Linked DNA regions of Homo sapiens: region 2 is linked to region 1. A link is a loop called in an ENCODE intact Hi-C map of the cell type or tissue named here. Cell type or tissue: heart right ventricle. All regions are shown on one strand. Links, peaks and the distances in the headings refer to the core of each region. The heading gives the core; the rest is flanking DNA.

What was found. A loop is a pair of places that touch in the nucleus more often than their neighbours do. Peaks named below come from ENCODE experiments on the same cell type or tissue, not always from the same donor. Only the 100,000 strongest peaks of a DNase experiment are listed, where the experiment ranks them.
Region 2: a loop joins it to region 1, with 2.0 times the contacts of the local background. A loop is called at or near these places in 11 of 110 quality-filtered maps.

Annotation. Positions count from the first base shown.
Region 1 is chr11:96,246,719-96,262,729 of GRCh38, reverse strand. All of the region lies in intron 1 of MAML2 (mastermind like transcriptional coactivator 2), which reads left to right. Among named protein-coding and RNA genes, the nearest start is that of MIR1260B, 87 kb to the left of the region's middle. RefSeq lists enhancers at 3,885-3,934, 3,975-4,064. In heart right ventricle, for the core only: no CTCF peak of the experiment used is centred there; DNase peaks (open chromatin) are centred at 4,221 and 8,389; H3K4me3 peaks cover 918 bases; H3K27ac peaks cover 6,197 bases.
Region 2 is chr11:96,158,190-96,174,200 of GRCh38, reverse strand. The region is part of intron 1 of MAML2 (mastermind like transcriptional coactivator 2); the gene reads left to right. Among named protein-coding and RNA genes, the nearest start is that of MIR1260B, 180 kb to the left of the region's middle. In heart right ventricle, for the core only: no CTCF peak of the experiment used is centred there; a DNase peak (open chromatin) is centred at 11,180; H3K27ac peaks cover 4,616 bases.

The DNA.
Region 1 (16,011 bases), core at 3,493-11,492:
TGGAAGGCTGAGGTGGGCGGATCATGAGGTCAGGAGATCCAGACCATCCTGGCTAACATGGTAAAACCCCATCTCTACTACAAATACAAAAAACATTAGCCAGGCGTGGTGGCGGGTGCCTGTAGTCCCAGCTACTCGGGAGGCTGAGGCAGGAGAATGGCATCAACCTGGGAGGCGGAGGTTGCAGTGAGCTGAGATTGCGCCACTGCACTCCAGCCCGGGCAACAGAGCGAGACTCCATCTCAAAAAAGAAAAAAAAAAAGATTAAATTTTAAAAATAAGAACAAATGGTGACTGGAGGGAAAAACAAGAGGAAAGAAAACGAGCAGTAATCAAAATCTTGGGAGAATTATTTTCAGTTTGATTTTGTGAATTTTATTTATACAATAAATAATAATGCTAACTGAGGGTCAAATTAATCTATGAGAATGTTATAAATGACCTTAAATCAGCACATTTGGAGAAGTAAAAAACTGAATCTGTGACTGAACTCTGTCTTCATTTATCATAAAAACCGTACACAATTTTTAATCTTCCAATGTCTCAGTGACACCTATTTCCAGATTAGTGGTCCTCGAACTTTAGTACATGTCAGAATGTCCCAGAATGCTTGTGAAAAATACGGATTTCTGGGTTCCATCCTCAAATACTCAAGTTCAGTAGATGTTGGTTGGGACCCAGAAAGATGCAAGGACTTCAGGACATCTTTTAAAAACATTAATATGGAGAATAATGAGCCAGGAGGGAAATAACTCTTTGAGTCAGAGAATGCCACTGATTTTAGGAATTCTGACCGTATCAAATACAAATTTTAGAATTTAAATATTTGTTCATGGTGATATATTAGAAATCTAACATAACACATATTGGTGAAAAAATAATTATAAAATTGTCTGCAGTTAGGTAACTTGGTTGTTTATAATCAAACTGTTTAGACAATAACATTGAAATAGTTACTGAATTGAACACTTCCTTATTTTATAGACGAATAATATGGAGCTCAGGTAGTCAAAGTAATTTGCACAATATCATGTCACTAGCTAGGGACCAGGCAAGATATTTGCTCTTTCCATTCATTATGTTGTGTTCCTTTCAAAAGTCTCTATAAGTCTCCAATATTATCAGAAGGACTTGGGGTAAGCCAAGAACCCCATTAGACGATACCTTCGGCTCATGTAGGAAAATAAGGTTATAGGCTTGTATAAACATAAATATACTTAACAAAAGCAATTCTACGGTTATAGCTATAGAATACACCTTGTCTTTCCTCTCAATAAATGTCATGAACCACTGGATGGAGTGTCTTAGTTTGTTTTCTTTTGCTTATAACAAAACACCCAAAACTGGGTAATTTATAAAGAAAAGGAATTTATTTCTTACAGTTATGGAGGCTGAGAGGTCCAAGGTTGAGGGGCTGCATCTGTTGATAGCCTTCTTGGTGGTGGGGATTCTGTGGCACAGGGCATCACGTGGCGGAGGGGGCTGAGCGTGCTAATGTGCTAGCTCAGGTCTCTCTTCCTTTTATAAAGTCTCCAGTTCCCCTCCCATCATAACCCATTAATCCGTGAATGGATTAATCCATTTATGAGGACAGAGCCTTCATGATCCAATCACCTCTTAAAGTTACCACCTGTCAATACTGCCAGATTGGAGATTAAGTTCCAACATGCGTTTTGGAGGGGTCATTCAAACCATAGCATAGAGTAATGATGGTAAGTTGTTTCAGGCATAAAATTTGAAATAAATTATGAGGCTCCATGATATGCTATATTGGTTTTACCTTCAGAAGAATATTTAGTTTCACTCAGGTTTTTCAAAGCTACGCTGTCCCCCAAAAAACGAAACAAAACAAAAAAACAACCTTTTTAAGAGTTGATGGCTACTCATTTGATCTGCCTCCTCTGCTGAATCAATTAGGAATTTTTTTTTTTTTTGCCTGCAAATAACAGAAAACTGACTAACAGTGTAAGAAATAAAGTGATTACAAATAGGGATTTTTCCTCCCACACACACTACAATATTTCTGGATATAAGGTCATTATGGGTATTAGTTTAGTGACTCAAATAATATCACTGCTCAGGGTCAGTTTGTCTGTGATTCTCTATGCCTTTCTCTCATAGTCTTAAACTGCAGGTATCACATTGGCAGACTGGAGGGAGGAGTGAGGGCAGCCCTGGTGTTCCTCTTATCAGAAAAGCTGAAAGTGTCCCAAAAGCACACCCCTCTCCTATCAGATGTCCATCTTATTGGCCGGAACTATGCTGCACCTCCATTCCAAGAACAAGAGACACTGAAGAAAAAAATGTATTGCTTTAGCTTCTAAAAAGGAGACGGCCAAGGGATAAGACAGTTGAGAAGGGTGTGGCATGACAGAGTGTCTGCTGCTCTCTTGGTTTTAGAAGGAACTCCTGTTATTCCAGTGTCACCTGAGTACAGACTGGGTCTCATGGGGCCACTCCAGATTCAGACATTCTTCTTTTTTCTTCTGCTCTACCACCATCCTTCTAGAGTCTGCCAGTTTGCTTCCCCCCACCCCATCCCCCAACACCACACAGAGTGACTCCACTCCCACACACACAGGCATTCACACAGTCCAACCTTCATTTTTAGGAAGTCCTGGAACTGACTGGCCTTTAGGAAGGTGGCACAGGTGTTCCGAGGATTATAAAATGTTTTATTGAATAAGTTTTCTCTGTGGATGTCCAGGAACCTTTCCTCCCAGCCTGTTTGAAAGAATAATGATTAAATTAGAACAGGACATACTGATGTTTAAAAAAAAAAAAAAAATCACAAGTCAGTATCTTGAAAGTATATCCCAAGGCTTTTTTTAAGGTAACCTTTATACTGAACCATAAAAAGATTAAAGACACCTTCCTCTAGAATCAGGCCCTGTCATTCACATTGAGATTGTTCAGAAAAAGAAGAGTTGACACCTTTACTGAAAGGAGTCAAGGTCTTGCAAGCAGGAAACTGGTTTTATGACAATTCCCTGCCTTGCTAGGTAAGCTGGTCCACATCGAGATGACTCTCTCCTTGACTTCTGACTTACTTTGTGTTTGTTGGAGGAATCCTATGAGTCATATTTAGCCTTTCCAGCCTGATTGAGTTTGAAGGAGCCACTGGATTATTGCATACAATGGATTTTGCAAAGAGTTTTCTCCAGCATACCCACAGGAGAAAGGCAAGTCGGTTCATAAATGGAAATTCTAGACAAACAACTAAGCTAAAGACACCTCTCTGTATAAATGCTTCCAGATGGAGACAAGTTTTTCACTTCACTCTCCACAGTTTTCACTTTAAAGGGTTATTGAGATGGAAGCATTGGAGCGAAGCACATTAGAATCACTTGCCCCACCTTGCCTTCTGAGGAAGAATGACTTACGGTTGCAAGGGGAAAATGCTGGCTAAAAAATAAATCTTGGTCTGTTCCCCATAGTCTATCAACACATGCTTTTCAGAAGAAGAAAAAGAAAAAAAACATCTGGAAAGAATAGGACTGAGTTGGTAGAACATCTTGAAGGGGGCTGGCCTTCACTTAGAAAATTGAAAAGACATGCAGATAAGCCATTAGGAAGAAGAGTCTGTGGTTGTTAAGCAGAGTTACCTAAAGAAGGAACTTCAAGATACAAGTTTAAAGCAACACTCTGTAATTATTTGTATTATAGTATAAGGTTGTTAAGTTTGTCTTCACCCTTTGAAAGAGTTCTGAACAGAGTTAGTGTTTTCGTAAAAAATCTCAGGGCCTACAAAAAATGCCATTTGGCCTCCACAATAAGTTGCTCCCACCCAGAAAGTCCTCTCCCTTCTACAGCTTCCTGTATAAAAGGCTGGGATACCAACATCTGCCTGAAGCAAAAACACATGTATTTTAACCAAATAAATAAAAAGGAACAAAAGTCTGAGTACATCATGCTGCTCATAGTCTTACTGGCTGACTCCCATTGGCTCTCTCACTGTTGTTATAATTTCGTTTATGCCCTAGGCAGATGGGCCTCTCTGCTCATAGGTGATTTAGAATCTGCTGATAGTGGCTGGAATGAAGCATGGAGGATCTGGCAACTTCTAAGCACACTGGCTTAGACCACTGTATTCTTGGGCTTTGATGTTTACTCCATATATGATTCCCATCAATGGTGATACCTGGGCCATTGTCCAGTGGGTGAATGTGATTTTCTTCTTTGGAGAAGCCCATTGCAAATCACAGCTAATAGGGACCCTAATGAGGACGTTCACCTCCCAGCTCCTCTGTGCCAGGGCAGTGGATAACAACAGGATGTGGGTTTTAAACACATGTAAGCTTCTTCAAGCTGCCTCTTTCAGTTTCATTCTTTTTTTAAGGCACTAGAAAATATAATCCACATACTTGAAACAAACATTTTTTCTTGCTGCTAATGTTTTTTGTCGTAGTTTTCTCCCATGTCAGGAGTGGATTCCACTCTGATTAGTACCAAGATATATTAATTGGTACAATATGTAAATGAAAACATGGGATATTTACAAGGTAGGCAGAAGATGATATATGCTTATAAGTTTCACTTTCAGTAAATATGAAAATGTATTTTATTCATCCTCCATGGTTGTTGTTAAAGCCACTCTGCTATACCTTGGACTTAGCAAATGATTTTGATGAATAGGACCAAAAGATGTCAAGAGCCACAAACCTATCACGGTAAAAATTAAAGGCATTTAGTTCCAAATTAATTTATTTAAAAAGAAGTTGTAATATTTGAACAGGCCATAAAATTAGGATCAAGTAAGCAAATCTGTAGGCATTTTATCAGAGACAGGAGCAATGAGAGACTGCAGGAAATAGAAGGGAATCAGACTTTTATTCTTTATAAAGTTGTTATTCCAGTCCTCACCATCCCCTTTGCTCCTCTTCCCAATTCATTATTTTCCTTTCTGTTACTAGTAAGTCCTTCTCGTCTCTCCTCTTCTTCCCATCACCCCCAGGATACACAGTAAAGAGAGAATACCAGAAATGGGCAGCACTGGTGAGCAAAGAAATATTATAGAGGTTTTTTTTTCATTCCAAGTTTTAAGTTGTCCTTGTGCATGAAATATGCACATGATAAAAAGGGGGTTGCCATCAATGCATATTGTCTTGAAAAGCCAAGGGCTCTTTTTCGGTTTTTCTCTATAATGAAGACTGTTAGACTGTGGACTCTATAATTATGCTCACTGAACAAATACCTTGAAAGGGAAGTAATTCCAAGTCATGTATCAAAGATTCAATTTGACATGTATTTACTAAATGCCTAACATGCCTATGCATTTTGTTTATTCATTTATAGTAACAAGATATAGTGAGTTCATATTCTGTGCCAGCACTGTGCTCAGTATTGAAAAATTGGAGTCACAAGATTCCCACTTTCAAGAACTTACAGTCCAATGGAGGAGAAAGAAGTATGAAAGGATCAATTGCAGGGTGACAAGAGAGTGTTCCAATAGTGCAGATCCAGAGCTGTGATTTTAAAAAGATGATGCAAACCAGTTATCTCTTGCTTCATGGAGTGGATGGGCTACAGGAAATTTGACAATAAAACAAAGCTTAAATAAATTGCAACATTTGTCTACAACTCTACTGTAAAATTGGAAATGCTTTTCCACAGAAAAACCTCTCAAAATGCTGAATGCAAAAGTTGGGATCACAGAAACATTGTGCCTATTTTTGGTCTGCTGGAAACTGTATTTTTACAAGGTAATCCCTGTTTTCAATATAGTTCCTGTCTTGCCACTGGCGGTTTTCTTGTAGCATTTTTCTAGTTCTGAGATTGCTACTACCCAAAGTATTCATTTCTTTCTTACTGGGGTGTCCTCTGTCTTCACAGCCTGCTTCTGGATTGTAGGTTTTTTCCTTTCTTTCTGTTGAGATATTTATGGCATTTGATAGAGTCAAACCAGATGTATTGCAGCCGGACATACTTATGTGGCTTCAGATGTGTAAAATAAGTAACTTCCTATCTTTGTCTGTCTAGCTCAAGAGTTGACTGTGGACGAGGAATGCCTGTATTGATTCATTAATGTAATAACTATTTACTGACTGCCTACCATGTACAACCAGAAACACAGTTCCTAACCTCATGAACTTACCATGTAACATGGGAAGACAAGCACTAAGTTCTTATTTGTTTGTAATTGTGATAAGGCTCAGAGAACAAATACAGATTCCTATGAACCCATGTATAGGGGGAAATATTTAGGTTCCATTTAATACTGACATGGCTAAGTATCTCAGTATTTAAGCTGAGATCTGAAGGATAATTAGAAGATTCCTCAGGCAGAGGGAAGAGCAAAGGCTGTGTGTGGGGCAGGAAGAAATGTGGTCGTTTGAGGAACTTCGAGATCAGCGTGGCCACTGATGTGCTGCAGTGTAGCAAAGAGAGCAAAAGAAAGAGAGAAACAGGGAGGAATGGAATTCAGCTCACGGGCTCTGGAATCAGAGTTTCAAGTTGGAATCCTGACTTCCTAGCTGTATCGGTTAAGAATTTTTTTTTGTGGCATCCAAAGAACAGAAAGCCTACCTTACTGAGGTTCATATAAAAAGGGGAAATTGGCCAGGTGCGGTGGGTCACACCTGTAATCCCACTACTTTGGGAGGCCGAGGCGGGTGGATCACCTGAGGTCAGGAGTTCGAGACCAGCCTGGCCACAGTGGTGAAACCCCGTCTCTACTAAAAATACAGAAATTAGCTGGGTGTGGTGGCGGGCGCTTGTAATCCCAGCTACTCGGGAAGCTGAGGGAGGAGAATCGCTTGAACCCGGGAGGCAGAGGTTGCAGTAAGCCAAGATCGCGCCATTGCACTTCAGCCTGGGCAACAAGAGCAAAACTCTGTCTCAAAAAAAAAAAAAAAAAAAAAAAAAGGCGGTGGGGGGAAATTATCTCCACAAAACAAAAAGTCCGACAATAAGCAATAAGCTGTCCAGGGCTGATACAGGGCATGATGAGGTCATCACAGATCCAGGTTCTTTCTGTCTTCTGCTCTGCATTCGTAGCCTGTGGCTTTGTCATTCCCTCATCTGGAAATGGCGGCTGCAGCCCCAGGCACAATGGCCCGTTGAGGAAGAAGGGGGACGATGTGCAGTGTCAGGTTATTTTATCAGGAAAGTTCAAAGCTTCTCAGAAATCTTCTGTTGGAATTCTACCTGGGTGTCATAGGCCAGAACACAACCCAAATAACCAGGAAAAATGTGAAAGTGAGAAAATAGATCGTCCACCCCTAACAATGGAGGCAGCAAGTGAGAGGGGATTGGGAATGTGTGTTGATTTCCTCAACAGTGTTTGACATAACCACTTTCTAGCTTTATAATCTTAGGCAAGTAACTCAACTTCCCAGTTCCTCTTCTGTAAAATGGGGATAACACCTGAAAAGGTTGTTACAAGATTCACTGAAATAGTTTCTATGCTCAGTCAGTAATCAGCATTCAATCAATATGAGCTCTAACATGATGCTTGACAGTTATGCAACGAACAGTTCATGAAGAGCTTTGTAAGCCATATTGATAATTTTGTCTTTATCCTTAGCACAGTGAGAAGGTATTAAAGGATTTTATGCAGGGAAGTGACATGATCATATTTGTGTTTTCAAAAGAGCCCTCAGGCTGGGTGTGGTAACTTGCGCCTGTAATCCCAGCACTCTGGGAGGCCATGGCAGGCGGTGGGCGGATCGCTTGAGCCCAGGAGTTCCGGACCAGCATGGGCAACTTGGGGAAACCCCACCTCTAAAAAAAAAATGCCAAAAAAATTTTAGCTGGGTGTGGTGGCACTCGCCTGTAGTCCCAGCTGCTCGGGAGGCTGAGGTGAGAGAATCACCTGAGCCTGGGAGAGGCTGTAGTCAGCTGTGATTGCGCCATGCACTCCAGCCTGGGTGACACAGTGAGACCCTGTCTCAAAAAATAAATAAAAAATAAAAAAAGGAGCCCTCAATTTATCCTCTGCCTCTGACAAATATATTCCATTTTGTTACATTGCAAAAATTTCAGCACATTGCTTTGCTTACCCATCTTTGCTCTGGAACGACTTTTAATTCTTCTTTTGGCAATCTTGGTTGTTTTGAGATGTGTGAAATTAGAATCATATGCAGGTGTTTGAGTTCTTTTGATTTTGCTTTTTAAAAGAGTTTTTTTTTTGTTTTGTTTTGTTTTGTTTTTAGAATGGGGCAATGTAAAGCCAGAATATCAACGTCCTTTTGTCAAGATTTTCAAACCTATTTGGCTGATAGTACACTTACAAGAATAGGTAAAAAAGATCCCAAAGATTTTACTTCACTTACTTGAACTACTAGCCCTACTATTAAGAGCCACAGCAAGCTTACATGTTCAAAAAAAAAAAAAAAAAGAGCTGCAACATTCCTTTCGCACTCCCACTCGCCCCTGAGGTTCTTCCACTTCCTTCCTATGGCTTTTTTTAGAAGCGAGTGTGTTTTTCTCACGTCCGGCAACAAAGGATGTTTTGTGCTACTACTGAGGTTTGTGTGTGTGACTTACTTTAGAACTCTTTCTAGAAAATGCGATTACTATTTGCATAGGTCTGGTAGAACTTTGTATTGAGTGAAAGTCTCCGATGACTGTTTTTGTTTTTGTGTAGATTTGCCACTGCTTAACATCAAATCACTTTCCCCTGTGTGTTTTAAAATACCTCTAATAGGACCTGTCAAAATTCTCCCAGAAGTCTCACAAATTCTTACCTTTAAAGAAAGTGTAAGTGATACCTTCAGTGTATTGTATTTATTCTTATATACCTTTGCAAAGACTTCTCATCACTTCCTTAAATATGTCTGATAGTGCCATAATGAGAAGGGGACATGGTAATTAACCATCAACTTTGGTTTTCATGGAGAAAATCTATCTGGAGCAGTCACAGTATCCTATGCTGGAGCTATCAGATGCCTTGACATTAGATGTTTCCATCTAATTGTAATTCTCTGAGCAAGGAGACAAGGTGGGATAAACAGAATTCTCAGATGGCTGAGAATTATACCCTAAATCCTGGGAGAGAATTTACCTTTCCATTGTCAGATAATATGAATCATTTAAAACATGTGCTGGAACAGCTTTGCCTTTTCTTGAGGAAAATGGGGTTTCTCTCTCAAAGAGAAAGATAAATGCGCCTCAGAAGATTTTAGTGGTCGATCTCTGTCAGTGTACTACCAGCAAAAATCCCAGCAATCAATATTACAAAGAGGCAGCACTCACTTGAGTACAGAAGTAACAACATTAGCTGCTTCGTAAACAAGATGGCATGGGAGATATTCTGTTTTGAGTAAATGACAAGTCCTACAGTCTAGATAGGAAGATTTCTCCTCCATATGGATTTTGTGATTTCGTCTTGTGTTGAGTAAGGAAGGGGAGCTTGGATTCCAAGATCAATTTAATGTCTATATTCCTTGGCATTGTCATGTTAGAGCAGCACATCTCAGATGGCTTTCAATAGTTATTTTAGCATTGATTTTCCTCTACTAGAGTAAATCAAAAGATGATTTAGAAAATCAAAGTCAGTTTTCCTTGGAGTTTTCTCAGAATAAAGGGAAGCTGTGGTGTTGAAGGGTTTTTTTGGCTCCTATTTACATATGATGCAAAATCAATCTGTGTGAATCTCTTTCCTCTGTTGAGCTCTACTATAGGCTCTACTATATGCAGAGCCTTGGGTATTTCTGTGCGAGGGGGATTATGCAAAAGAATTTTAAGGCATGCCACTTGACTTTGTGAAACCAAGTATTTGTTTAAAGAGACACGATATTATAGTGGGAGGCTGTTTTGTGAGAACCCACACTTTCATGTCAGCACCCTGAGATGGGATCCCATTACGCCCTTTAACCAGGCAAGGGACTTTATGCAGTTCTTCGTCAGGAAAATGGAGACAATTAAACTGCTTTTCTCATAGGTTGTTGTGTAAAAGGCAGCAAGATGTGGCTGTGTAAGAACATGACTGAAGCCAGACTGCTTATGCTTAAAACCTAGGTGAGCTGTTTACACCTGATATGACCTTGGACAAGTCTCATCTAACTTCTCTTGCCTCAGGTGCCTCATCTGAAGATAGCAGTGATGTTAGTGTCTGCCTCCTGCCTCATAAGCCTGTCATGTTGAGACCATCCTGGCCAACATGGTGAAACCCCGTCTCTACTAAACATACAAAAATTAGCCAGGCATGGTGACACGCGCCTGTAGTCCCAGCTACTTGGGAGGCTGAGGCAGGAGAATTGTTTGAACCCGGGAGGCAGAAGTTGCAGTGAGCAGAGATCGCTCCACTGCACTCCAGCCTCGTGACAGAGCGAGACTCCAGGTCAAAAAAAAAAAAAAAAAAAGAGTTAGTCAAGGTAAAGCGCTGAGAACAATGCCTTGCACAAAACATCACATAAGGGTTTGCTTTCATTATTGTGAGGATTAGATATAATGCATGTGAAATACTTGACACATGTAGAAGGTAACTATTCACTGTTATTTATATAGAGAACTCAGCAAAATGTGTAGTACATTTTCAGAACTTAATGTTGGTTGACTTCATTTTCTATTGTACATGTCTGTGTGTGTGTGGGGTGTGTGTGTGTGTGTGTGTAGAGAGAGAGAAGCACATATTTCCCAACAGCATAACGAGTGTAATTTTATGGGAAAAAGTATTTAGACCCAATTGGAAATTAGCCAGGCCATACAACCAGGAGTGTCTTTGCTACTCCGTCTGGTGTTGAAAGGGTTTGTATTGACTGGGCGCGGTGGCTCATGCCTGTAATCCCAGCACTTTGGGAGGCTGAGGCGGGCAGATCATGAGGTCAGGAGATCAAGACCATCCTGGCTAACATGGTGAAACCCCGTCTCTACTAAAAATACAAAAAAATTAGCTGTGCGTGGTGGCCGGCGCCTGTAGTCCCAGCTACTCGGGAGGCTGAGGCAGGAGAATGGCGTGAACCTGGGAGGCGGAGGTTGCAGTGAGCCAAGATCGCGTCACTGCACTCCAGCCTGGGTGACAGAGTGAGACTCCGTCTCAAAAAAAAAAAAAAAAGGGTTTGTATTTGTGGGCCTCTTTTTTTCTGTTGATGCTTCTCCAACATTCCACCATGGATGGAACCTCTAACACCTCATAACATGTTTGGAAAATTAAAAGGGATAATCACTGCTTATTATTCCTACTACCATAGAAGGTTAAAACATACCTGTCTTTTGGGCTTAGCTAGAACTCTAAATTTAGTAATCCTACTTACTACTAATAACAATACAGGCAGTTTCCAGAGTTTCCAATTTACTTACATAAGTTCTGTCTTCCAAAATTCAGTTATAAAACAAGAATTTGAATCTCACAATACACTTTCCCATAAAAAATGTTATAAGACATAATTAAAACTCAGGCCTACCTATCTAATTATCCCAATACCTTAGAGAAAAAAAATGGTACCGTAGATCACCAATCATGTGTGATTCATAGCACATGCTGTGAATTCTAGCTACAGAGATATCTGAAACACAGCTACCTCCATGAAAATTCTAGGGATGAGAGGCCTCATGCCTGTACTCTACCATCTTTAGTAAAAGACAACATTTTGCGGGACATGATTTTCACTGGGTAACTTCAGCCTCAGTTTTTGGGCAACATCAATGGCAGAAGAGAATGAGGGATGGCGGGGTGGAAACAGTTATTGTTATGTGTATGTAATTGTAAAGACTACTTTATTGCTAGCGATATAAAATTGCTAAAAACTTTGGCATTTGTTTTATTGCTCCCTCTTCTCCCTCACCCCTTACCATCACTCCACAAATCAACCAAAGCCAATGTCCTAAGGGATACTTTCAGTTGTTTCAATTATAGTTCTTCCTGCAGGTCCTCCAAGTATGAAATTAAGAGGCTTTCAAGATGGAGAAATCCTCTTTTTGCAATATGAAGAAAAGAGTTTGTAATGTCATTATCACCAAATAAGTTACTATTAATCCTGAATCAAGTCGTATTTAATTGTTTTGCCAGTCCAAAAAGCCTCCCTATTTAGTCTGTATGCAAGGACAGCCTGGCAGAGAAATTGAACACTTGTCATTTTAAAATGTGTCTATCACTTAATGCTTTACACAGAAGAGAAGGTGATAGTAGCTTCCTTCATGCTCCAGAGCTGCTGGTGTGACATCAATATATTCATTCATTCAAAATTTACTGAGCTTTCACTATGGACCAAGCACTACTCTTCTAACTGCTAGATATAAAGGGATAGGGAGATATTTATTAAATGATACAAAATTACAGCTAGATAGGAGGAATAAATTCTAGTGTTCTTTAGCACTGTAGGATGACTATAGCAAACAATAATATATTGTTTCAACTAGCTAGAAGGCGGATAGTGTATGTTCCCAACACAAATAAATGATAAATGTTTGAAATGATGGATGTGCTAATTATCTTGATCAGAGCACTATGATTATATGTATTGAAACATCACTATGTACCTCATGAATATGTACATTTTTTTCAATTTAAAAAATAAAATTTTAAGAATAAAAAATTTTTAAATTTTAAACATTTTTTTAAATAAAAAAGAAAAGCAGATAATTTGTCTACCAAGCCTAGATGGATGTATACTCATAAACAGGTAATACTGTAGTGTGCCATAGGGTGATAAGTGCCATGGAGGGGATTAATTTCATGCAGAGCGGGCCTGCAGGAAGTAAAGGAGCGAGCCGTGAAACTGTCTGGATAACGAGTTCTCAGGTAGAGGGAATAGCAAGTGCAAAGTCTCTGAGCGAATTGCAGGGAGGCTCTAGCAGGACCAGAGTAAACTAGGTGGGAGTGATGGGAGATGAGTTCTGAGAGGTAGCAGGAACACCTTGTAGGGCTCTGTAGACCAATACGAAGATTTGGTCTTATTCTAAGTAAGACAGGCAGCAAAGTGTTTTAAGCAGAAGTATAAGAAGATCTAGCTCATTTTTATAGGCTTACTCTGGGTCTACATTGTATGGAGATATGTTGCATAGTTTATTGCATAGTTGCACAAGTTGGAAGTGATGGTTGCTTGGAGCTAGTTACTAGCTACTAGCAAGCTAGTAGCAGTAAAAGTGGGGAAAAGTGTGGATTTTAGATATATTTTAAAGTCAGAGCCAAGAGTAGTGCCAATACGTTGGATGTAGGGTGTCAAAGAAAGAACTGAACCAAGGATCACTCAAAATGTGTGACTCGTGCAGCTAGAACTGCCATTTATTGAGCTGGAGGGATATTGTTGGAGTGTCATTTTTGGTTACTGAGGAAAGAAGAGGCGAGAGAACTGAAGTTTCATTTTGGACATTTTAGTTTGACATGCCTATTAGACATCCAAGCGGAGAGGCCAAGTAGTCAGGGGAATAAGTAAGCTGGAATTCATGCGCAAGGGCTGGCTTAAAAGTGTACATTTATGTATTTAAGGCTAGAAGGCTGAAAGAAAACACCTGGAGCAGAAGTATAGCTAAAGAAAAGAAGAGGCGTTTGAACAGAGTGCTAACACTCCAATATCTAGAGGTCGGAAAGATGAAGTGGAAGCAGAAAGGAGACAGAGGAGAAGTGAGGGAGAGAACATAAGAGAAAATAGTGCCCCAAAAGGCTAGTGAAGAAAGAACTTAAGAAGGAGGAAGAGTTTATTTGTCAGATAAAGAGTTTGTTGTCAAATACTGCCAATAAATTAGTTAAGCTGAAGACTGTAATTGATCACTGAGTCAGGTGAAAGTCATTGGTGACTTTCAATCAGTGGTGTCCTGGTAAACTGGCTCTCTGAAAAGCAGTGACAACAGCAAAATCCTGATTTGTAGTGTTTACTAAATTTCCCTGTGGAAATATTCCCATCATAGTCAATTTCCAGCTACAAACAGTTTAACAACCAGCTTGCAAAGTTCTTGAATATTTAACAATTAGCTTCTGCTAGTTGCGCCACACACCACCTTAACAGGAGCCATTTTGTAGGAGTGGTGGAGATTGGAGTAGATCCATAAGAAATGAAATGAGAATTGGAGACAGTGAGTACAGACATTTTTAAGGAGTTCTAGTATAAAGAAATAAGGTGGGAACTGAACTATGACATGTAGTCAAGATTTTTTTTTGTATTTTTAAAATAAAAAATACAGTGGCATGTTTGTATGCAGATGAGAATGATCCAATTAGAGGGGGAAATCAATGAAAAAGGAGAAAGCAGGGAGAATTGCTGGGGTGAAGTCCCTGGGTGGGAAAGAGGAGGGGGTTCTAATGCATAGGGAGAGGGTAGTTTCATCTCCAGTAACAGTGTAGTAATAGCAGAGAATAAAAGTAGCCCTGTCCAATTAAGTGTAATGTGAGCCACAAAGACAATGTAAATTTTCTAGTAGCCACATTAAAAAGTAAAACACGCCAGGCATGGTGGCTCACACCTGTAATCTCAGCACTTTGGGAGGCCAAGGTGGATGGATCACTTGAGGTCAGGAGTTGGAGACTAGTCTGGCCAAAATGATGAAACCCCGCCTCTACTAAAAATACAAAATTAGCCAGGCATGGTGGCAGGTGCCTGTAGTCCCAGCTACCCGGGAGGCTGAGGTAGGAGAATCGCTTGAACCTAGGAGATGGAGGCTGCAGTGAGCGGAGATCATGCCACTGCACTCTGTTGCCTGGGCAACAGAGCCAGACTGTCTCAAAAAAAAAAAAAAAAAGTAAAAAAACAGGTGAAGTTAATTTTAATGATTTCATTTAACCCAATATGTACAAATTATTATTAAAATATGTAGTGAATATAAAACCATTAATGGGAAAATTTAATTTTCAAAATCCAGTACATTTTACACTAACAGCACATTTCAGTTTGAACTAGCCAGTTTTCAAGTATTCAACAGTAGGGACTATCATATTGGTGAAGGTGGGTATACATATCAGTTAAGTGGTCAGATGTGTTGGTGGAAGGTTGTTGGTGTGCTGATTGTTTCTATTTTCTCAGTGAAATAGGAATCAAGTTCATCCAGCAACTGGGAGTAAGAATTGGGAAGAAGGTGCTGGAGGTTTAGAAGAGAGAGGAAAAGGTGTGAAGTAGTCATGTAGGAGAATGAAAGAGTTAATGGAACCAGAAGAATGTGCTAGAATGGGTATAGCACCATTGGCCCATTTGAGGTTAGTGGTCCAGAATTTCCAGTGAGACTAACGATGCTGAGTTTGTTTTTCTTCACCATCTTCTGCCTAGCAGGGACAGGGGCAGGGGCAGTGGCAGTGGGCGTCTGCAAAGTGGACAAAGTTGTATTTAAACAGGGTAAAATTGATTGGAAAGCAGATGCCAATCTATCATTCTGGTAAAAAATGCTAAATTTTTCCCATAGGAAGTTTGACCTTTTTCTTTCTGATCTAGGCTTTATGCTTGTGGGTTGGGGTGGGGATATAAGATGTTAAGCAAGAGTGTGTGGGAACTTGAAAGCATAGTGACATTTTTTCGTCCACTGAACTGCTATCTCAGAATTCTTAGCAAATTCTCCAAACTGTTTCTCTAGAGTCACTTAACTGAGCTGTCTGTGCCCTCTTTCCTTAGAGGTGATCAAACTATTTCTGAAGGTTTACTTATTTTTTTTTTGCATGGTCTGAATCTGATATATACTTGTCAAGACTAAATGTGTGTGTTGAGCTGACTCCATATTTGAGGCTAGAAAGACATTAATGAGGGCTCTCTGTTCTCTGCTTGTAACCTGAAGCTGCCAGTCAACAGAATGAATCAGACAGTTTCCAGCAACACACTAAGGTCCTTATGTAAGGAGGATCACACGCAATTTTTGTCTGCAGAATTCCTCTCTGTATAATTATTCTTTTGATCATGCCACACATGAAAAGAAAGGCAACTGGAGTATGAATTATGTCCTTGTTTCACTTGGCATTAACAATAGAGACAGGGTGAGGAGACTGTGAGAACTACTGGTCTGAGGGAGGTGGTTCTCCATTCGTAATTGACAAATGCTGTGTGTGTCCACAACGGTTTCCTCAGAGCCAACCTCAAACTGTATATATTACATTGAACAGTCAACATGGGTAACTACAATCCTGGGTATGATACTGCAGTAAGTGCAGCCTGA
Region 2 (16,011 bases), core at 6,696-14,695, 92 kb after region 1:
CCTCATGACAACTGGCTGAGCCAGGAAGGGTTTTCCTTCTAGGGTATGAAGGAAAGGAGAGGCGAATTTGACCTGCCCCTCATGCCATGTGGAAGGACTGGGATGGGAGGACAGGCCATCTGCTCCCAAGATCAACTCCTCTGCCTTGACGATTCTGTTGCCGCCTTTTGTGAAGTCATTGCTGCTTAAATGTTTTCATCACCGTTTTACTCCACTCAGTGGTTAGCACATGGGGGATATGCCACAAGTGTTTCCTGCTGTCCCCTTGTCCTGAAGAGAAACAGGTGACAAAATGGCCATACTTCTGAAAAATAAAAGAGCAAAAACAATAGTACATATCTTTTGCCTCCTTCAGGAGAAGCAGTTCTAATCAGAATGTTATTGGAGTGAGGCAGGAGCTGGAGAAAGTGAGGAGTACATAATGATGTTGGGGGACAAGAGAGAAGAAACGAAGACAAAGAAGTCCCTGTCCTTACCTTCTCGACGCCCCTGTGGCCTCTGCCATCGCTGAGGGTCCACTTCCTTGCTTCCTGAAATTCTGTCTCCTGTGGCTTGCATGGCATTCAATGAGCTTGTGTACTTCCTCTTCCTCTTACGAGTTATTCTGCCCCTTTCATACTTCTTCCTGTACCCTCCTAGAGGTGGATGACCCATAAAGCTCAGTCTCAGCTCTTAGTGTCCTACCCGTTTCTTCCCCCAGAATTGCCATTTCTGTGTGGATGGTTCTGAAAATCTTAGTCTTTCCAGGATGGACCCGATTTCTGCCCTGAGCTCCAGGCCTTTATCTCCAGGACTTCCCAGGCCCCTCAAACTGAACCTGTTAAAGATGGAACTCTGTCCCACTGAAAATCAGCTCCTCCCTCTGGTTTCTTATTTACAAAACCATTTTGTTTAGAATGCTTTTTCTTCTTTCTTGCTTCCTGTCATGGTAGAAAGAGAAAAAATATACTCTACATTTGAGGCTCTTCCTTTGGTGGTGAAACATTTCCTCCAAGATATTTGTGGTTGATAGCTGTAGTCTTGTGTCCAAGTGCTCTGGGACACATCTCCCCGACAGCCCCTGGGTCCCAGAGCCCCTCTGTAAAAGGGAAAGAGGAGTAGTATGTTTGCATAGGCAAGAACCTGGCAAGAGATGGCTTGTAAATGCCAAAAACGATCATGATGGGGTGCAAGGAGGAGAACGATATTAGGAAGGAAGTAGAATCTTATCATCCATGGCAACTGGCAAAAAGGGTGCATGCCCATTTGAAAGGCACTTTGGCTCTGATTCAGTGTGTGGTGTTCTACATATCGAGAGGCTGGAAAACATATGAAAGAGAACTACTCATGTTTTTCCATCTGTACACATGTGTTCTGCTGGTGTTAAATTCTTGTTGGAAGAGTCTCTCATTCCATAATATACACACAGAAAAATATTCCCACCACTTAAAAAATTATTATTAAAACCAGCTGAGTAAATTCATAGAGCATTGTAGCAGGACAAGTGAAATGTAAACTCACATTCTCTGGGATTGTAAATGCCTTTAACACATATGCTACTTCATATGAAATTTATTCCACTACTCATATTGTGTTTTCATGTCATTGATTTCAAGGGCAACATTTCAGGACAAAAATGCATGGCTGCAGACACTGAATCTTACTCTAAATTCTGAAATGTAGCATTAGGCACAGAGCCCTCCTTCTCGCGTAAGAGGACGTGAACAGAAACCAATTTGAGAAAAGAAGCTGTTCTCTTGCTGCTATAACTTACCCAAATCTTGTAAAAGGAGCAGGCTTAGATTGCTTCAGAAATGAGCAAAGAAGCTACCTGAGAAGGAGACTCTCTGAACACCACCAGTCTGGCTCTGATGCACTTCATCAAGTGATGAATCCATATGCATTAAGATTTAGTATCCACTTTTGCTTTGCTGATGAGCCATAAGCTACCTTGTTGAGGGTTAATTAGAAATACTACTCAATTCTGACCACAGGGAGAATGGCCTGCAATGAGGTTTTAAGCATTCATGTATTCATTCAAAAAATATTTATTGAGCACCAACTATGTGATAAGCAGAGGTCTAAACTTTTTGGATACATAAGTGTACAAAAGAACCAAAAATTCCAGCCATATTTATCAGAATATACTGTGCTTTGTGTTTTAGTTGAATCAGGGCTTTGCCCAAGTGTCGCTCTCTACAAGGCACTGTGGGACAATATTGTTGGAATACCCAAGACATGGAAGGCATGGTCTCTGATATCAAAGTAGCAATTTCACCAAAGTTGTCAGATTTAGGGGTTAGCATCCCAGCCCTTGTGACACCAGCAGTGCTTCTTCTGAGGGACACTGCTGAGAATGGAGAAGGTGGCAGGCAAGGGCCTTCCACAGACGCCTCCCTCCCCTAAAGAATGCACAACCTCCTTTGCCCTTGCTTGCTTCCTGGGTTGCCTTTAACTGGACCCATATCCCTTGGCATCTGCCATTCATTATTTGGTTTCTACTATCACCCTGTCTCCAGCTCTGATTTGGCTCTTCATTACTGAACTTTGGCGTGTTGTTTATTCTCTCACTGGAGTTTAACTTTGGGTGGTACCTGTTTTCTGTTTCATTAGTCCCATGACTGCATTGACAACCAGAAGGAACACTGTCCTTTATCTGACATGTATTTACACATATTTTCACTAATATATTAAAAATGTATTTATTGAACACGAATCACATGCAAGCATTTTACTGGGGCCCTGGGAATAGAGATGCCCTCATTGGATTGCAGAGTGGAGTGGGAAGGTCGGAAAAATGAACCAATAATTAAATATAATATCTTGAACACAGAAGAGGAGCACCTACCCATACTGGATGGAGTCTTGAAACACGAGGGGAATAAGACAGAGAAGAACGCGCCCGGTCTTGGGGAGGTATAACACATATGCAATAAGGTGATGACATATCACCGTTAGATAATAATCGCAGACAATGAAGAGTGTGTATTCTTCTCAGCTCACATACAATCTGATAGCCCAGTTCACTCTTCCCTCCAATGGTTTTTACTCCATCCTCTTTCTGGTCCCACCATCAATTACCTTGGAGACAGTAGGAAATGAAAAAGAAAAGAGGTGGAGGTAAGAGAGAGGAAAGACAAGTGGGAACCCAGGGCTCAACTAGTCTGCACCTCCTCAACCAGTAGTTTAAAAAAAAAAAAAGTAGAGGCCAGGCACGTTGGCTCACGCCTGTAATCCCAGCACTTTGGGAGGCCGAGGCGGGCGGATCATTTGAGGTCAGGAGATCGAGACCATCCTGGCTAACATGGTGAAACCCAATCTCTGCTAAAAATACAAAAAATTAGACAGGTGTGGTGGCGGTCACCTGTAGTCCCAGCTACTCGGGAGGCTGAGGCAGGAGAATGGCGTGAACCCGGGAGGCGGAGCTTGCAGTGAGCCAAGATCACGCCACTGCACTCCAGCCTGGGCGACAGAGCAAGACTCCATCTCAAAACAAAAAAGTAGAATCTACACACAGAAGCCACCCTTCTCCCTCATCCTTTCTCTCCACAGCTTCCAGCCCCATGCATTAGCCAAGGCATTCTTCTGTCCTTTGCTGCCTGATAATCCACGCATCAAACATCTACCCCTTCTTTGTGAAGGAATAGAATCTACACTCTTCTTGCTTAGCTTCCTGTCAAAATGTAGTGTTCAAGGAATAATCGAGGTTCTTTGAGCTACCTTCAATTTTCTAAAAAGCTTATCAGAAAGCAAACTGTATCTGTGATAAGACTGAATAAACTCACTGAGAGGCCAATTTTCTGTGCTTTTCGCTGGTATGATAAAAATAATTACACTGGTACTCTGGTGAAGATGAGAAGCATGGATTAGCCATTATCTGTGTCTGATTAATTTTTAAATTCCATTAATTACTTATTAATGCAATTTGGAAGAAAAATCTTTCATCCCATGATATGGGCAGAGGAGGGAGAAATAATAAAAGGCTGGGATTCCCTTGTTTGTGAAAAGGTTGGAAAATACCACCCAAGTGGACATTGGAATGTAGAATGTGAGCACGATGCTGGGCAGGTGCACTGTAGCACATGATGTGCCCTGAACCAGTGGAAAGGGACCGTGTGATGCTGTGCATTCTCTGAACCTGTATCCTCTTGAAACCAACAAACAGAAGGCATTTTTGTTGTGGAGCCCTCTGTACAATGTACAGCAAAATAACTCAGAACCAGAGATGTTGCTCCATGTTAGGTAATACTAGAAGAATAAAGTTTTACTGGTCGGGCACGGTGGCCCACGCCTGCAATCCCAATACTTTGGGAGGCCGAGACGGGCAGATCACGAGGTCAAAAGATTGAGACCAACCTGGGCAACACGGGGAAACCCCGTCTCTACTAAAAATACAAAAATTATCTGGGCATGGTGGCACGCACCTGTAGTCCCAGCTACTCAGGAGGCTGAGGCAGGAGAATCGCTTGAACCTGGGAGGTAGAGGTTGCAGTGAGCTGAGATCACGCCACTGCATTCCAGCCTAGTGACAGAGCTAGACTCCATCTCAAAAAAAAAAAAAAGTTTACTTTCTTTTCTGTTTGTCTTTTCTTACCCCATTCTGCTGGCATAACAGAAATAGAGGTTAAGAATGGGAATTGGCTTTACAGAAAACCAGCCATGAACTCACTATTGCTAGTGCCTTTCAATTTGCGTCCCAGGACGTGACCAGGTTACTTCCTACAGATGACCTCAGCAGGACTTTTTTAGAAGGAGGAGCTCGAGCACCCACCTCCTGGGTTGCCCATCCCCAGGGCCTGGGAGCAGGAAAATGCAGCATTTGGAGAAAGTGCTAGATGGAACAGGTTTGCTGCAGGCAGAGCAGGAGGAAAGAGAATGGGTCTTTGTTTCAGGTGTGCTTTTTCATTCCTGTTACAGCTGAGTGCTGGATAAGGATGCACAGTGGAGCTGGCACTCTCTCTTCACTTTAAAAAATCCAGTTGTGTTGCTATTGATTGACATTTGGAAACTGAAGCTGAGGTTAATACAGAGTAAACTATTCTCTCTTATGAAGGGTTATTAACTCGTTCAGGCCTTCTGTCAGTGGTATGTAATTCCCTGCATGGGAGTCAGAACAACAAAGTTGGAAGGTTAAGAGAAACTTAACCCACCCATCGTAGAAAGAAGAGGCCAGAAAAGCAAAGTGGCCTGCTAAAAGTCACATCAGCAATTTATGGCAGATTAATAATAATAAATTAAGCCTACATGAAACTTATGGTGTAGTTCAAATCTGAATAGCACCACTAGGCACCCTAAATACCATTGCTGCGTTGCCAATTCTTGTGAAATAACCCAAGTGGATTACACAGAAACGTTTCTCAAATCCCCACACCAGCCAGCACAACTTTATGACTCATGTGTTTGTAGCTGATCTCAGCATAGTGAATTTTATGTACTTCATTTCCTCCCTGATGTTCTTCCATGGAAGGACCCTGAGGTTCACAGGGCACTATGCCATCTTGAACAGCAGGATTTCTCCAGTCCCTGTGCAGGGGACAGTGTGTCATTCTGGGACCCTCAATGAGGAAAGGCATCTAAGAGATCTCTCAAGGACTAGTATTTTTCAAAATGTGATCCAACAACCCTCCATCCACAGGGGGCTCATTAGAAATGCAGGTTCTGAGATCTATTCCAAAATTACCAAATCAGAAATGGAGCAGAAATATGAAAATTTAATGGGTTTCCTAGGAGATTTTAAAGCACACTAAAGCCTGAGAGCCACTGCCCTGGGCTGCCTGGACTTCATCTCTCCTCACCATTTTCATTCCTGGGAATGAGATGATATGGTCTTTGACTAGAGTTAGATAGGTAGATAGATAGATCTTACATTTAAATAATATCTATCTACTAATTCAGTCAGCTTTTATTGAAGGCTTTCTATTACTAGGCACCATAATGGAATTAATAAAGGTAGAACACCTACCATATTCTATACTGATTGCTTTCATAAATTAACTCCTTTGATCCTTACAACTTTATAGTTACTACTGTTATATTCATTCAACGGAGGAGCAAACCAAAGCACAGAGAGATTAAGAAAAATTTTCAAGATTAGAGAGCCTGTAAATGGCACAGAGTTTGAACCCAGGTAGTCAGCTCCAGAACCCATGAGCTTAACTACTATATGATATACTCTTCTCAAAGCTGGAGAGGAATAAGACTTGGTTATTGCAGCAACCCTCCCAGCCCCAACCGCAGGAGCTCACAGTCTCAGCAGGAATCCAGACTTCAGACATATACATAGGTCATTACATATGCTTGTTAATTGCTATGATAATGTATGAACAGAATGCTATGAGAATTAGGAGGAAATTATTAACTGCCAACGGTGTCAAGAAAGGCTTCCAGAAAAATATATGGCTCAGTGAGAACAGGATTTCTGTCTCTTTAGCTTCTTCTAGCACAGTATTTTACAAATATTAGGTGCTCAAAATAAATATGTTGAATGAGTGAATTAATGAATGAGATGATTCATTGCAGCTGGTATTGAAGAATCGGGAGGAGATTTTGTGACAAGTAAGAGGGAGAAGCATGCACACAGCCTGGAGGAGTAAATGGCTACAAATAATTTGTTTTGGCAAAAGACATTAAATGTGACAGGAGCAAAGGTGCCTGGGAGAGGGGTGATGGGACTGATGTGAGGAGCAGGGACAAAGAGGAGGCTGAGAGTGAAAGATCTTCTGCTCTGTGCGAAAGAATTTAGATTAGTTCTCTGGGCAGCCTCCTCAGGCAGGGGAGTGACATTATCAGATTTCTCTGATGGGAAGACACCTCTGGGGGCCAGTGTGGAAGGCATAAAGTGGATTAGTGTGAAGGAAGTCTGGCAGGAGGAAGGCCAGCTAGGAAGATTGAAGGAGTAAGAGCAAGAGATTTGGAAGGTCTGAGCTACCGCACAGGCCAACAGGAATAGAAAAGGAGGACCCATTAGAGACACTTGTTTGAGGCAGGAGAGGCAGGATTCAAGTGAGCAGCGAGTGTCCAGATTAGACTTTATTTTCTAACACAAATGGCAATGGCATTAACTGAAATAAGGACTCCAAGAAAGGGAAGTATGAGGTGGAGAGAGTTAAAGAGCTCAGTTTTAAACAGGTTAGGTTGCAGTCACCTGTCAGTCCTTCCAGGGAAGAGAAATTCCCAGCAGGCATTTATTAAGATGAATGAACAGCAAGTTTTCAAATGGGGACATGGTGTTTGGTATCATCAGCATCAGGGAGGGAGGTGAAGCCATGGGAGCAGAGAACATCCCTCAGGAAAAGTGCATAAAGGGAGAAGAGAGAGGACTAAGAATGTATTCATGAAAAGTAGCCTTTAGCGGGTGAGCAGTCAGTAGGGCAGAACAAGATGCTGTTATTTCAAATCAGGGTGGTCTAATAGAGGAGTCACCTTGTTTTTATTCAGAAGAATTTTAGGAAAATGAAACTCCTCTAAAAAGTTCTAGATAGGCTGAAACCTAAAACAGACAGTACCTTTGTATTGGATGCTTTGGGCACCAGCCCTCCTTCACCTGTGACAGACACATAACATCCCCTTCCCCATCTGGGTGAATGCCAGCGAACCTCAGAATGCAGAATTCTTCACCAATGCTTTAGCTATTGACATTCGACCTTAAGCCTTCGGTGGCAGCAAGTTAGGAAACTTCAAACATCAGCAATTACAGCTGTCTGGTTGGGTCCTCTTTCTTCTAACTTCCACTGTGCAAGGGGAACGTCTATCAGTCTGCACACCCTCAGAGCAGAAACAATAAGAAAACAAGAAAATAAGGAAACAATAAGAAAACTATTTAACTTAACGAAAATAACCACTTTCTTTTAAAATTAGCTAAACAAACATGATCACACTTATCCTTTAAATTCAGTTGGCTATTTGCAGAAAACTGACTCACTCAATTCAGTTGGGAGTTTTTAGTCTAGCATGTTTTTGCAATCCCTGGGGCTTCCCACAGCCTGAAAGTCCTTCATAATGTGGGGTGTGTGTGTGTGTGTGTGTGTGTGTGTGTGTGTGTGTGAGAGAGAGAGAGAGAGAGAGAGACAGACAGAGAGAGAGAGACAGAGAAAGAGAGACAGAGAGGAAGAGACAGGCAGAGAGAGAAACAGAGAGAGAGAGCGAGAGAAATGCTGGCATTCAATGAGAATTGTAGGGAAATGATATTGTACAAAGGATATTCTCTGTGTCCATTAGTCTGTCCATAAGATGACTGTGTCCTCATGGTCTTGTGCTGTGCATGATACCTGCACAAATATCCTGCCTAAGGCAGAGCAATTTACAAAATCATAGATACTAATGTCAAATAAATATATGGGGGAAATGTTCAACCTCAATTGATGTCAAAGAAATACAAATAAAAGCGACAATGTGATACTGTTTTTCTCTTTTAAAATTGGTAATGCTGTTTTTAAAATTGTAATACCCTGGGTTGCCCCCAGGAAATCAGAAAATGAGACTCTGGTACTCTGCTGTGAGAGCGTAATTATGTATAACCTCAGAGGACAATTTGTCGATATGTATCAAAAACCTTAAAAATATTCGTAATCTTTGACCCACCCAGCAATTCTTCTTTTTAGAATTTATGTGCAAGAAACAACGAATTGGATTTTTATGGTATGTGAAATATACCTCAATAAAGCCATTTTTTTAAAAAAACAGAGATATGTAAAATGTAAATATTTATTACAGTATTATTTATAACTGAAAAATTGGAAAAGCCCTAATGTCTGTTGTATGCCACATCTGCTCAAAAGAATATAGCCATTAAAAAAATTACGTTAAGGTACAACTTTGGTTCTTAAAGTGTGTTTGCCAGACCAACACCATCAATGATATCTCCTGAAAACTTGTTAGAAATGCAAATTATGGATCTCTGCCCTAAAGCCACCACATCGGAAACTGGGATTAAGATTCAGCACTCTGTGTTTTAACAAGCCTTTCAAGGTGATTCTGATGCTCACTAAAGTTTAAGAACCACTTGCAAAAAAAAATATTCTTAATAAATTGCAACGTGTAGGGAAAAAAACACACTACAAAGCAATGTATAATGATGTGAGGTCAATTTATCTGAAAAATATTGTGCATATGCATGCCTAGAAGAAACAGTGGTGAGATATATTTGAAAAATTAACAGAATTTATCTACAGATGGTAGATAGATCTCTTTCGTTTTCTTCTGTATAATATTCTGTATTTTCCAAGTTTTCTATAATTGTTGTCTATTATTTATATAATGGAAAGTTCTTGCCCTTGAAAGTTCTGGCCACTAAGACATTTATGGAAATATATTGCACAAGTTCAATGAAGAGGAAAATAGAAAGGATGGGTGGGTTTCTCCCCTAATCAGTCCTGTTGGGAGGCTCATTGCCCTTGAAGCAGAATTTGACATTTTTTGTGCTTGCTTTACTTATGAAAGTGACACACTATCTGTCTTAAGCATTGTACATCAAAGGGTACATGGTCCGCGGTGCCCATCAGATCTTTGACCCTACTTTCTTTGAGATCACGATAGGGTGGTTTTTCTTCTTTTTTCTGTGTTGTGTTCAGGGATTTGTTGTATGTTGGCTTGTGCCTCCTGCTATGGAATAGGTGAGTTTGGGGCTTTGGCACAATCTGTATCACTCTAAAAAGAAGATCAAGAGCATGTTCTTCTTTCTTGGGAATTTCTTATAGAATCCTAAATAGCAACAGTATTATTGGTAAAATACTGGGATGGAAAAAACACTGGGTATATCAGGTGCCATAGGACTCTGTTACTACACTGTGTGATAGGGAAAAAAGGACAGGCCCAGGTTCCTTGTAACTAGTTCTGTAGCCTTGGGCAAATCTTTAGTATTCTCTGGGTCTTGCTTTCTTCACCTTTAAACTGAAAGAGTTGACAAGATGATCTCTGAAGTCCCTTTCAGCTCTGATTTCTATGCTTTTATGACTAGATTCACAGAGATAGACTGACCCATAACCAGAAGGCAATATAATGCTCTTTCATCTGTTTCCTGCAGCTTGGATTTGTGAAAGCGCAGTATTGGCTGGGCACGGTGGCTCATGCCTATAATCACAGCACTTTTGGAAGCTGAGGCAGGTGGATAACTTGAGGTCAGGAGTTCGAGACCAGCTTGGCCAACATGGTGAAATCCCCATCTTTACTAAAAATACCAAAAAAAAACAAAAAAAAATAGCCAGGCGTGGATGGGTACCTGTAGTCCCAGCTACTCAGGAGGCTGAGGTAGGAGAATCGCTTGAACCCGGGAGGCAGAGGTTGCAGTGAGCCGAGATCACACCATTGCACTCCCGCATGGGCAACAAGAGCAAAACTCCATCTCAAAAAAAAAAAAAAAAAGAAAGAGAGAAAGAAAGCTCAGTATTTCTTCAGAAGATAGAATATCCTTTAATGGGCTTCTGCCTGCTCTGGCAATGAAAATCTATTTTGAGATATTACCTCAGCAATATTATCAATACGAAGTGGTATTTGGTATTCAGGACCCTTCCAGAACAGTACCAAAGGTTTGGACAACCTACAGATAAAAATGATCATTGCTGAAAATGTAGAGAGAGACTAGATAGATGTCACAGGTCACTGGAGTAGGAACTATTTAGTGGAGAAGATGGAGTAGCTGTATAGGTCAGTTAGGAGACTTGGGTTCTAATCCTAGCCGTGACCTTGTCTAAGTACCTTGTCTTTCTCAGCTTCAGTTTTCTCATTTGAAATATTTCTGGTTGATCTCCAGGGTTATTTTGTTTGTGAAGATAATAAGAGCTTATGATTGGAAGAATGATATTGTGGGTATAAGATAGTTGACATACCTAAGGGAGTCTCCCAGGAAATAGCCACTGTAGACAAATAGAAAAGCTGGAAGAGTTGATAGAACTGGAAGGAGCCTCATCAACTCTACTGAAGGCCTGAATCATTTCTACAGCATCCAGCTTTTTTTTGACAGGGAATGAGAGATGAACACATACCTTGTCTGGGGCTGGCAACTGCCAACTTTTTCTTGAAGGGAGGGAAGTGTATACTTAAACTGCCGAGACAGTCTCGGGTTTGGGAAAGAGATTTCTGTTCATCTCTTTAAACTACGGAACGTTTATAGTGTGCACTCCACTGTAAAGGAAGCCCGTGAAGTTTGCTTGGCATAGGAGTAATGTGAGTAATGAAGTCTTGGCTCCAGCCAACATTCTAAAGCTGGGTTTTGCAAAAGTTGCAAATCCCCAGAGGAAATGCTGGAGCACAGAAGGCCTGCATATCATGGATTACACTAATCCAAGCAGGAAATGATAATGACATAGCTACACAAGCAGTGTTTTTCATGGCTAATTGGGAAGGATGGTCATTTAATCAAACTATGCCAGACTCCAGGCTTTTCGCATCTAGGGCAGCCTAGGAAAGAGCCCTCCTCAGACCCCCTTGTTCAGGGTAGTTAAGCTCAACTGTAAGTTCCATGAGGACAGGGACTTTATCTTTTTATTAACTTCCTTTTTTTTTTTTCTTTTTTTGAGACGGAGTTTTACTCTTTTGGCCCAGGCTGGAGTGCAAGGGCGCAATCTCGGCTCACCGAAACCTCCACCTCTCGGGTTCAAGCGATTCTCCTGCCTCAGCCTCCCGAGTAGCTGGGATTACCGGCATGCACCACCATGCCCGGCTAATTTCGTATTTTTAGTAGACAGGGTTTCTCCACGTGGGTCAGGCTGGTCTCCAACTCCCAACCTCAGGTGATCCGCCCGCCTCAGCCTCCCAAAGTGCTAGGATTACAGGTGTGAGCCACCGTGCCCAGCCTATCTTTTTATTAACCTCTAATACCTAAAACCTACTACAATTCCGGGAGCATAGCAATCGCTAGATCTGGTCTGGAAGATCTCTGAGTATCTAACTAGCTTTTTAATAAAATGCTTTGTTTTGTACCATGTCGAGGTACCAGGACTTGACTTTATGAGCCTCTTATGAATTAAAAAAAAAAAAAAAGTCAGACCTGATTCTGCATGTAAAGAACTGGATATGTTCATTGCAGAAAAAAAAAAAAAAAAAAAAAAAGTTAGATTGATAAAGTAAAATTAAGAGAATGCTTCCATGTGTGAGGTTATGTACATGCCCTTTAACTTTATTTTTCTTCTGTCTCTAACCAGACAGAGGCTGGGGTCTGGGATGTCTTCTCAGCATTTAAATGCTTCTTAATTTAAAACATGTTTTCAAGAGCTGAAAATGAATATGATGGCTGCATGGTATAGTAGAAGGGAGTAATGTGCTGAGGGCCTGAAGAGCTAGCTTTCAGCCCACAGGTACTGGCACCAACCTGTTGTAAGATCCAGCTTTCCTCCGCTGCAAAATGAAGGGCATCTATTGCCATGATTATATTTCCTAAACCAAAACTCATCGTCCAGTTCCTTATGATTTGGGAGACAGGAGGCAAACTGGGAGATATATCTGGAAGGTAAAATGTGGAAAGTTCCTGGACATGTTGATGCTGTGCAAACGGTGGAGTCGCATACGAACTCTATAGTTGTGGAGTAAACTCAGGACATAGGAATGCTGAACGTGAAACAAAACAATCTTAAATAAGATATAGAATAGACCCTGAGATCATGTTTTTATTGCCTCACATTCTTCTTTTGGCATGGAAGTAAATAATTCCAGTATCTGGAAGACAGTTGGAGGGTCAGCTGCACATCCCCCATTCTCAATCTCAAGTGACCTCCCTGCCAGTCTCTTAACATGCGACTTCCCCATCTGCTGGATCCCGAGATTCCTCTGTCCGTTTTACAGGGTAAAAAATGAACCTATTAAGAGACTGAAAAAGATCCGGGCTGTTCTGCTCAAGTAGTCATACTAGCAGGGAATGAGATTTATGAGATGAGGTAATAGACATACAAATAGAAAAATACATTCTAAAGGAACTTTTCCCTCAAATGCCTATTTCCTTTGTGATTGATTTGTGTGGGGGAGGCTGAGGAAATTTAATTCCCTTGCCTTCCCCACCACATTCCTCCCGTTTCAGGGTCTAAATGTTCCTAATTGCAGTACAGAGGCATCTTCTCAGAGAGCGGTCCTCAGGGACACTTCCCACTCTCCTCAGCTCTGCAGTTTCTAGTGGCTTCCTTCAGTGACATTCCTACTTTTCATTGACTCTTGAGATATTATATTAAAATGGAAGATTTATTCCCCTGGCAGAAATTGAGGTCACTGATATTCAGGGAAAGGTGCAGTGCCTCTCCAGTTATCCTGCAACTCTTTGTCAAACCCTGCAGAGTGATTAATAGGAAAGTGTTCGACAAGGGTCACTCGCAGAGGGCGGGGACTCTGGTTCAAACCACACTGTGTGCTCTCACCCAAGTGCGCACTTATAATCAATAATAGATACTGCAAGAGGACATACTGTGTAGCAAGCACAGGGCTACATAGATTCTATTCCTTATTTTATTGAATCCTCAAAACGAATCTTTAAATTGGGGAGTGTTAGTCCCTACTTTAAAAATCAGAAAACTGGGTTGGGCTCAGTGGCTCACGCTTGTAATTCCAGCACTTTGGGAAGCAGAGGCAGGCGGATCACCTGAGGTCAGGAGTTCGAGACCAGCCTGGCCAATATGGCAAAACCCCATATGTACTAAAAATAGAAAAATTAGCTGGACATAGTGGCAGGCGCCTGTAATCCCAGCTACTCAGGAGGCTGAGGCAGGAGAATCACTTGAACCCTGGAAGGGGAGGTTACAGGGAGCCGAGATCATGCCATTGCACTCCAGCCTGGGTGACAGAGTAAGACTCTGTCTCCAAAAAAAAAAAAAAAAATTGGAAAACTGAGACTTCGGTCAACCTATTTGCTAAAGGCCATAAAATTTGTAAGTATCACAGTTGGGTTCAAATCCAGCTTTCTGATTCGGAAGCCCATTCTGTCGGCCAGGTTCGAATGAGAATTCAGAATACCTTCCAAGGGAAGAGACGAAATAGGAGGCAACCTGAAGAGTGCATTGAAGAATAAAGGATCAGGGGCTCTTCCCCCGTGCCTTGATGTAAATAACTCTGTGAGATCATCTAAACATAAGCACCCCAGGGCTTTTTGTAGGCTCACAAGACACATCTCTTCTGCCTGGTTTCCTGCTGATTTAACATACAAGTGCTTATTAATCTCTTTCTATAGGGGAAAAGCACTGTGGCAGGCAAGAGAGATACAAAACTTATTAAAACATATACTCTTTCCTGATTCAAGGCAATAAACACTACAGAGCACGCAGCTATTAATAACTATAATAAATTCGGAATATGATATTACTCTAAATAAAGTAGAACTAGTATATAGAGTAGAGGCAGTGGGTTAGGAGTTTTTAAATTGTAGTTTTTTCCCAGACCAGCAGCATCAGTATCACCTCACCTAGGAACTTAATAGCAATGCAAATTTCCAGGCCCTACTGGAGAAACGGGGCTGGCAGCGTAAGCTGTACTTTAGCCCTACAGGTGATTCAGATTCTCCGTGAAGTTTAAGAATCAGTGGTTTAGGCCGGGCGCGGTCGCTCACACCTGTAATCCCAGCACTTTGGGAGGCCGAGGTGGGCGGATCACGAGGTCAGGAGATCGAGACCATCCTGGCTAACACGGTGAAACGCCGTCTCTACTAAAAATACAAAAATTAGCTGGGCATGGTGGCGGGCGCCTGTAGTCCCAGCAACTCGGGAGGCTGAGGCGGGAGAGTGGCGTGAACCCGGGAGGCCGGAGCTCGCAGTGATCTCGGCTCGCAGCCGAGATCGCACCACTGCACTCCAGCCTGGGTGACAGAGCGAGACTCCGTCTCAAAAAAAAAAAAAAAAAAAAAAAGAATCAGTGGTTTAGAGGCACGGTTAGTAACTGAATTGGCTTCACAGGAGATGGGGTAAGGGACTGACAACAAATCCGCCTGGAAAGGTAATTTAGGGCTGATGATTTAAAGGCATTGAACTTACTGCTGTGGAGACTTCATCCAACAGTGGATGGCAAGCCATTTGGTAAGCTTTACATTTTAGAAAGATTACTGCTTGGCAGTAAGTTTCAAAAGGGACTGTGCCATCTAAGTAAAAACTGACCACTGATTTCTCCTCTTTTTCATATTTCTGCTGTTCTTTCCACTCAAGTTTCTATGACAAAAGTTCTGATACAACTTGTCTTTATGAAAATCATATTAACTTCACTAACCCTTCAGGGATTCCTTGCAAATCTATATTTTCCAAATCTGTATCATAAGAAACAGAAGCAGCCCTTTCCCCACTAGTTAATAGGAAACAGAAGGCTCTACTCCGGTGTTAGAGGGGCCCAAAGGCACACCTTTTGGGATTTTCACACTTTCTCCTCTACCATTTACCATTTCTCCCAAAGATTTTATTCTCTTAACACAGTAGATTTTATGTCCTTTCCTGAAAGGTAAGTCTGGGACGATGAAGCCTTATCCACATCCTCTTACCAAACTCTATCTTTACCCAGGCATTTGGGTAATACTTGTTGTAAATAATAATTTTAATAAGAGCTAGGGGGCCTTCAGGCAGCAAATGCCCAGACTAGTAGTTCTCCACATGGTAGTCTCAGTCTTGACCATTCTTTCTAGAACCTGGTGACAGCTCCTCTGTGAAATTAAACAATAGACTTCATATATAAATTAGGACTTGTCAGTTCTAGCCTCCACCCAGGCAAAAGAAATCTGCTGTGATTTCAGGAAAAGCTTTTCTATCTCTTGAAGTTCTCAGAGGCTTTAGGAGTAGAGATCCATGCCAGTTCCAGACTCTCCCTTGCAGCTCCTCATGAGCTGCCCTTTGAAGGCCACTCTGGACTTCCCCTGTGCCACACAGGGAAACTGGGGCAGATGGTCAACCTGGGCAGCATATTGCTTGCAGAGCCTATCTCTATGTGTGGGCCTGGTCACCCCAGGACCAACAAAACAAAGCTAGAGAAGGACAACTGGGTGGTCCACTGTGTTAGGGAAACCAACACGTGTCAACAGACTATGAGAATTAGGACTCTTTCATCTGTAAATAAACTATGATTTTTCACCAAATCTTGGAGTGT